Regions from separate parts of the Homo sapiens genome. Here region 2 is linked to region 1. A link is an interaction called in ENCODE POLR2A ChIA-PET data of the cell type or tissue named here. Cell type or tissue: HepG2. All regions are shown on one strand. Region 1 overlaps KPNA6 (karyopherin subunit alpha 6). Region 2 holds the start of IQCC (IQ motif containing C).

Region 1 (4,000 bases):
CAGGCTGGAGTGCAGTAGCATGATCTCTGCTCACTGCAACTTCCACCTCCCTGGTTCAAGTGATTCTCCTGCCTCAGCCTCCCGAGTAGCTGGGACTACAGGTGCGTGCCACCAAGCTCAGCTAATTTTTGTATTTTTAGTAGAAACGAGGTTTCACCATGTTGGCCAGGATGGTCTCAATCTCTTGACCTCGTGGTCCGCCCACCTCGGCCTCCCAAAGTGCTGGGATTACAGCCGTGAGCCACCACGCCCCGGCTGTTTTTGTTTTTTAGAGACAGGGTCTCACTCTGTTGCCCAGGCTGGAGTACAGCGGTGCAGTCATAGCTCACTGCAGCCTTGAAGAACTCCTAGGTTCTTCAAGCTATCCTCCCACCTCAGCCTTCCAAAGTGCTGAGATTTATAGGCATGAGCCACCATGCCTGGCTCTGGCCCATAATTTTTAATTGGATTCCAAGCATTGTGAATTTTGTTTTTAGTGTCTGGATTTTGTTGTCTTTTTTTTAAAGGATGTAGGGCGTTTTATAGGTGTTCTGTTTTAGCAGTGTAAGGCTCGTTTTTAAGCTTCATGAGTAGCCTTTTCTGGGAATAGTTTAATCCCACTACTAAGCCATAGCCCTTCTTAGGGTCTCTACTATGCCCTAAGTGATCAGGGAGAAATCCCCATTCAGATTTGTCTAAAGTCTCTCAGCCCTGTGCGAGCTCTGGGAACTGCTGAGCTTACATACAGCTTCTCAGTTGCCCTTTGTGTGACTCATGGAGCTTCACCCAGCATGTATGCATCCTTAGTCTTCAGCAAAGATTTAGGGAACCCCAAACAGATTTCCCAATTTTTTTTTTCTGCCTATTTCTCTCCTCGCTGGAATGCTGTCTCAGTGTTTTCAGCCACCTCAGTCTCACTGAAGTCTCTAGTCTCTCCTCCACTGGTGAGATTTCCGTGGTGCTGTTTGGGACCCCTCTTCTGCTATAGAATGTGCCTCTGGGCAGAAAGCCAAGGAGACAAGTAGAGCTCACTTAATTCGTTTCCCTCTTGGAGAATCACAATTCTGCATTGCTGTTGCCCGATGTCTGAAACAGTTTATAGCAACAGGGGAAATCCTATCCCTCTTATTCCATCATGGCTGGAAGTGGAAGTGATAACTATATTAATATCCAACAAAAGAAAAAGGGCAACAAAGGGCATTGTTAAGGAATAATTTGGCTCACTTTATAACAAACTTCTATTCACAGTCAAGATACAACAGTTCTAAATTTGTATGCTTCTAATGAAATAGTATTAAAATACATAAAGCAAAATTAAACTACGGGGTAAAATGGCTACATTCACTATCAATAAGGAAAACATTAGTGAAGTGAAACATTAATAGAAGATTTGAACAACATGATGGGCATGGTGGCTCATGCCTATAATCCCAGCACTTTGGGAGGCTGAGGCAGGGGGATTGTTGAGGACAGGAGTTCAAGACCAGCCTAGACGATATAGTGAGACCCCCATCTCTACAAAAAAAACGTAAAGATTAGCCACTCATGGTAGTACGAGCCTGTAGTCCCAGCTACTCAGGCTAAGGCAAGAGAATTGTTTTAGCCCTGGAAGTTGAGGCTGTGGTGAGCTGTGATCGTGCACTGCACTCCAGCCTAGGCAATAGAGGGAGGCCCTATCTCAAAAAATAATGAATAAATAAAGAACAACATGATGACAACTTAATTTAATGGACATGATATTCAGAAAGCCATGCACAATAATTTAAGAATACAGATTCTTCTCAAGCACACATGGGACACTTATGTAAATTGAATAAATCAAAAGTAATTAGATATTTAGGACTGAATTACAATACAAATATTAATTTGAAGGAAATTTATAAGCCTTAGAAAGGTAATATAGAAGTATAGTGTGGGGCCAGGCACGGTGGCTCACACCTGTAATCCCAGCACTTTGGGAGGCCGAGGCAGGTGGATCACGAGGTCAAGAGATCAAGACCATCCTGGCTAACATGGTGAAACCCCATCTCTACTAAAAATAGAAAAAATTAGCCAGACGTGGTGGCGGGCGCCTGTAGTCCCAGCTACTCGGGAGGCTGAGGCAGGAAAATGGCGTGAACCCAGGAGGCGGAGCTTGCAGTGAGCCGAGATGGCGCCATTGCACTCCAGCCTGGGCAACAGAGGGAGACTCTGTCTAAAAAAAATAAAAATAAAAATAAAAAAAATTAGCCCTGCGTGCACACCTGCAATCCCAGCTGCTTGGGAGGCTGAGGCAGGAGAATCACATGAACCCAGGAGGCGGAGGGTTGCAGTGAGCCAAGATCGCGCCACTGCACTCCAGCCTGGGTGACAGAGTGAGACTCCATCTCAAAAAAAAAAAAAAAAAAAAAAGTATAGTGTGAACATTTAATTACTTAGATATACAACTTAAATTAGAAAAAATGTAGAAAGGGGATAGAAATCATATAGTAGAGAAGACTCAATGAAGCTAAAACTTGGATCTTGCAAAAGACTAAAATAAAAATAGTCAAGTCTCTGGTAAAGGTTCTCAGGAACAAAAGAGGGCACAAATAAGACAATATTAAGGATGAAGAAAGTACACAGTCACAGATAACTGATTTAAAAGAACGTGAACAGGCCAGGCGCAGTGGCTCATGCCTGTAATCCCAGCACTTTGGGAGGCCGAGGCAGGCAGTTCACCTGAGGTCAGGAGTTCGAGATCAGCCTGGCCAACATGGTGAAACCCCGTCTCTACTAAAAATACAAAAATTAGCCGTATTAGGCGTGGTGGCAGGCACCTGTAGTCCCAGCTACTCAGGAGGGTGAGGCAGGAGAATCATTTGAATCTGGGTGGCATAGGTTGCAGTGAGTCAAGATGGTGCCATTGCACTCCAGCCTGGGCAACAAAAGTGAAACTCTGTCTCAAAAAAAAAAAAAAAAAAAGAAGAAAAATATTTAAAAATACAGAAACAAACATTTTTCACAGAAGGGGAAACATATAGCTAATAACAACATGAAATCTAACCTCATTAGTAATCTGGGATATGCAAATAATCATCTCTGTGAAATACTTTATGACACCCAGTAGATTGTCAAAAGTATTGGTCAAGATATTTGTCAGTGGCAGTACTATGGAAGACAACTTTGGCACTAGCTGGTCAAGTTAACATTTATTTACCTACAACTGAGTAATTCACTGCTTAGAACAGCAGTTCTTGGCTGGACGTGGTTGCTCATGCCTATAGTCCCAGCACTTTGGGAGGCCAAGGCAGGTGGATCACCTGAGGTCAGGAGTTTGAGACCAGCCTGGCCAACATGGTGAGACCCCGTCTCTACTAAAAATATAAAAATTAACCAGTTGTGGTGGTGTGCGCCTGTAATCCCAGCTACTCGGAAGGCTGAGGCAGGAGAATCACGTGAGCCCAGGAGGCAGAGGTTGCAGTGAGTCGATACCGTGCCACTGCACTCCAGCCTGGGTGACAGAGTGAGACCCTGTCTCAAAAAAAAAAAACAGCATTTCTCAAAGTATGGTCTGCAGACCCCTGGGATTACGGGTGGGAGCCACTGTGCCTGATGTGTTCCTGTTTTATTAAAGATTAAATTCTGAAGCAATAAAAGTTACAGGAGCTTGTCCAAGGTTGCACAGCTAACAAGTAGAAGGGTCAGGATGTGAACCCAGACAATCTGTCTCTAGGGCCCACACTTTTAACTACTAAGCTTATACCAATTGCTTTAATACCACCTGTTTAGCAAGCTTATTGTAATTAAAAGATACTGGGGCTGGGGGGTGGGTAGAGATGTCAGGTGCTATTGAGAGCTCCCAGAGAGCTGTATTCCCCCCAGAGTAGGGGAGGGTGAAGGGTGGGTAGGGATAGAAGTCTAGTGAAAAGGAAATGCTGTCCTCTCAAGAGTTTTTGGCAGTGTGTATCTTTTCTTCTAGAGACCATGGCGAGCCCAGGGAAAGACAATTATCGAATGAAGAGCTATAAGAACAATGCTCTAAACCCTGAAGAAATGAGAC
Region 2 (4,000 bases), 52 kb after region 1:
GCCACTGCACTCCAGCCTGTGTGACAGTGAGACTCTGTCTCAAACAAAAAAAAAATTTTTTTTTTAATTAAAAAAAAAGAAGAGGGCTAGGGGCAGTGGCTCAGGCCTGTAATCCTAGCACTGTGGAAGGCCAAGACAGGCAGATGACCTGAGGTCAGGAGTTCAAGACCAGCCTGGCCAACACGGTGAAACCCCAACTCTACTAAAAGTAAAAAAAATTAGCAGGGCATAGTGGCAGGCGCCCATAATGCCAGCAACTTGGGAGGCTGAGGCAAGAGAATCACTTGAACCCAGGAGGCGAGGTTGCAGTGAGCCGAGATCACACCACTGCACTCCAGCCTGGGCAACAGAGCGAGACTCTGTCTCAAAAAACAAAAAAAAAGAAGAGGGGCAGAAAGATATTTTGGGAGGAGGTAAGACAGCCCTGGTGGCAATAAGGGAGTAGCTGTCTCTATATACGCTGAAGACTAGGGAGGATAAGTGACTCATTCAGGGTCATAAAACAAATGAGTGAGGCACTCAGACAGGAACCCAGGGACCCCCTTTCAGGCACTGCTCTGGCTGTGTTATTAGCAGAAAAGACTTCTTTTTGACCTCTTCACGCCTCCTCACCCCTTCCCAGTGCCCAAGGGGAACCATAAAGTTACCCATTTATGCTAGTAAGTAGATGGGCAGATGAGTTAGTGCAGATAGACAGATAAACTGGTGCATAGGCAGATGGCACAAAAGATCGGGAGGTGCCTGACTGCCCCCTACCCTGTGATCATGGTCATGTCCACCCCACCCAGAGTAGGCAAAGAGAAGTGCCGCCCAGTCCTGGCTGGAGGTGGAAGCGGCTCTGCAGGCACGCCCCTGCAGCACTCCTTCCTGACCGAGGTGACTGATGTCTATGAGATGGAGGGGGGACTCCTGAACCTGCTCAATGATTTCCACTCTGGCCGGCTGCAGGCCTTCGGTGAGTCCTGGGGGCTGGTTTCAGCGGGTGTGTGGATAGGGCTGTAGGGCCCAGTCCATGGGGCATGGCTGGGACCATGGTTCCAGGGTTCCAGGGTTCCAGGACTCTTTCCCAGGGTTCAGACAGGGGCTTCGTTCCAGGGAAGGAATGCTCCTTTGAGCAGCTGGAGCACGTTCGGGAGATGCAGGAGAAGCTAGCCCGGCTGCACTTCAGCCTGGATGTGTGTGGGGAGGAGGAGGACGATGAAGAGGAAGAGGATGGGGTCACTGAGGGGCTGCCAGAGGAGCAGAAGAAGACAATGGCTGACCGTAACCTGGACCAGCTGCTTAGCAATGTGGGTTCATGTCTGGGTGCTTTGGTTCCTGGGGGCATGAGGGGTGGAGAAGGTACATACTCCCAAAGCCATTCCTGGGCCCTGGGTGAAAAGGTGGGAGTGCATGGATCCAAGAGCTCTGGGCCCCTCAACCTCCCCAGAAGATAGCCCCCAGAGCATTGGGGATTTGGCCTGGTTCCCCTCCTAACAGAAGCCTCCCTTTTTCTCTTTGTTGGCAGCTGGAAGACCTCAGTAATTCTATGTATCCTTTCCAAGGAACCCGTCTATGTGTGTGTGTTCCTGAGAGGTCAGTTTCCTCCTCTCCAGCCCTCCAGGAGTATTCACACACAACCAACTTCCCCACCTCTTGCAGTCCTGTCAGATTTAGCCACAGACTGCCCAAACCCAGGTACAGGAATTTAGAATTTCCCCAAAATTAGAAGAAAAGTGGTTGTAGGGGATGTTTTACTACTGATCAAAATCTTTGTGAGTACTTTAGCTGACATCAATCATAGCAAAGCTTGTCCGATGTCCTCCTATCCTTTCAGCATTGAACAATTATTTTTACTAATTTACACTACCACCTCACCTGGTCCTCAGTCAGAAACAGCGCGAGTGCGCGCGCACACACCCCAGTGTGTCTGACCTGCACGATCTGGATGAAGAGAGAGGGGGTGAGAGAGGGCAGGCGGGGACTGCAACCTCAGTCCACAGACGGCCCGAGACCCTCGTCCCCGGCCCTTTGCACAGGTGAGGGAACTAAACCTGTGCAAGATGGGAGACCGGGGTGGGAGGAAGGACTGGTCCAAAGCGCCACGATCCTTGACGGGCACAGCCAGAAGCTGCACCTGGCCGAGAACGCCGAGCCTGAGGAGCAGTCCGCTGCGTAGGCGTCCCACGCAGGCCCACACTGCCCCTCTCATTCTCTTCAAACTGTGACTTTTTACAGACTCGGGCGGGTGTTCTGCGGCCCCCCAGGTGCTATGGGGGAGGGGGGCGTTGAATGGAATTAAACCAGAAAGAAAGCAAGCGGCTCCGTGTCCTGCTTCCCCTCCTTGCGCCTTTCCTCCCGGTCTCCGCGGAGACAGCCCTCGGTTATGGAGGTACCGCCTGCGGGATTGGAGTGCCCCTTGCGGCTGTGGGAGGGGCAGTCGGGGGCTGGGGGGACGCAGGTACGCCTGTCGCCAGGACGCCTCTACCCTGGACGGTAGGAGGTTGCCGTGGGAACGGCTGGGGCAAAGCCCACGCCCGCGCATGCTCAGGAGCGACGCCGACCAATGACGTACTTCGCAGGCGCGCGGGCGGGCCTGGCAGTTGGCGCCCATGGAGCCAGAGCTGCTGGTTCGGAAGGTGTCTGCATTGCAGGTGCGGGGGCGGGCGCGGGGTTCACAGGATTTTTCCTTTAGGGAAATCATGGGGTCTCGTACCTGGACCTCCCAGCGAGATGCTACCACGTTCAGTCCCCTAACTGCGCGCCAACCTCTGGAGATACCGGCTGTCCCCAACCGCGCTGAGGAAAGCTGGGACCCACGGACTCCCTGCCCTGCGCGTCCCCACTCCCACCACACGCTCGCGCCGGATCAGGGAAACGGGAAGAGCCTTAAGGCGAGGAGGGGCATCCAGTCTGGCATCGTCCCTCGAGCCCCCCGGAGCCCTAGCGCACAGCCCACCTATCCTTTCCCCGCCGTCAGGTCCCCTCTTGCATTCGCCGGGACGACCTCTTCAGGACAGTCCTCCGAGATGCCCCCTCTCTTACCGTGATAAGGGACTTCTTTCCTCTCGTTCTCCATACCAGGCCTGCGTCCGGGGCTTCTTGGTCCGACGCCAGTTCCAGAGCCTGCGAGCTGAGTATGAGGCGATTGTACGAGAGGTCGAGGGCGACCTGGGCACGCTTCAGTGGACCGAGGGCCGCATTCCCAGGCCGCGATTCCTCCCAGAGGTAGAACACACCTAGGAGAGAAGGGAAGGAGGGACTTGGGCAGGGTGGAACCCACCCTTCCCAGTGATAAGCTTTTCTCACTGGAAGAGGCAGTAGACTCACCTCCTCACACCCCACTCCTTAACCCTCACCAACTTGTCTGCTAGATCATGGTGCCCAGATACTTGGAAGGGTTTAGCCCTGGGGCTCTCACATCTCTCTTGTTTCTCAGAAGGCAAAATCCCATCAGACCTGGAAAGCAGGAGACAGGGTAGCAAATCCAGAGCAGGGGCTGTGGAACCACTTCCCATGTGAAGAGTCTGAGGGAGAGGCCACCTGGGAGGAGATGGTGCTGAAGAAGTCAGGAGAGAGCTCAGCAAATCAAGGAAGCCTCTGCAGAGATCACAGCTCCTGGCTTCAGATGAAGCAGAACAGGAAACCCAGCCAAGAGAAGACCAGAGACACGACAAGGATGGAGAATCCAGGTACCTCTCTGCAAAGATCAGGGCAAGCCCCTGACCCTCACTGTGCCTCAGCCTCCCATCTGAAGAGTGAAAGGCTTGCGCTAGATAAGCTGCATCCCTTTCCCGTCTTCCCTCTGCCGGGATAGGGCCACCACATGGTTGGGCAGTGCAGGGGAGGGAGTTTCCAAAGTCTAAGGCTAGGCCATTTCCCAGGGTCTGGTCCCTCAAGGTTTTCTCCTTCCTTTCTTCCCTCCTTCACAGAAGCCACAGATCAAAGACTGCCCCACAGCCAACCTCAGCTTCAAGAGCTTCAGTACCACCGCAGCCACTTGGCCATGGAATTGCTGTGG

Evidence for each region. ChIA-PET counts read pairs that join two places held together with the same protein. Peaks named below come from ENCODE experiments on the same cell type or tissue, not always from the same donor. Only the 100,000 strongest peaks of a DNase experiment are listed, where the experiment ranks them.
Region 2: POLR2A ChIA-PET joins it to region 1 with 5 read pairs; 8 of 35 experiments call an interaction of 5 or more read pairs at or near these places.

The regions. Positions count from the first base shown.
Region 1 is chr1:32,150,669-32,154,668 of GRCh38, forward strand. KPNA6 (karyopherin subunit alpha 6) reads left to right here. Exons shown (of 14, transcript NM_012316.5): 2 at 3,920-4,000. Among named protein-coding and RNA genes, the nearest start is that of TXLNA, 27 kb to the right of the region's middle. In HepG2, no CTCF peak of the experiment used is centred here; no DNase peak of the experiment used is centred here.
Region 2 is chr1:32,203,091-32,207,090 of GRCh38, forward strand. It overlaps CCDC28B (coiled-coil domain containing 28B), which reads left to right. Exons shown (of 6, transcript NM_024296.5): 3 at 789-955; 4 at 1,096-1,289; 5 at 1,508-1,530; 6 at 2,104-2,297. The coding sequence ends at 2,158. It overlaps IQCC (IQ motif containing C), which reads left to right and starts at 2,581. Exons shown (of 5, transcript NM_018134.3): 1 at 2,581-2,633; 2 at 3,064-3,207; 3 at 3,419-3,671; 4 at 3,912-4,000. The coding sequence starts at 2,592. RefSeq lists enhancers at 1,568-2,069, 2,519-2,738. In HepG2, a CTCF peak has its summit at 2,388; a DNase peak (open chromatin) is centred at 2,501; H3K4me3 peaks cover 1,479 bases.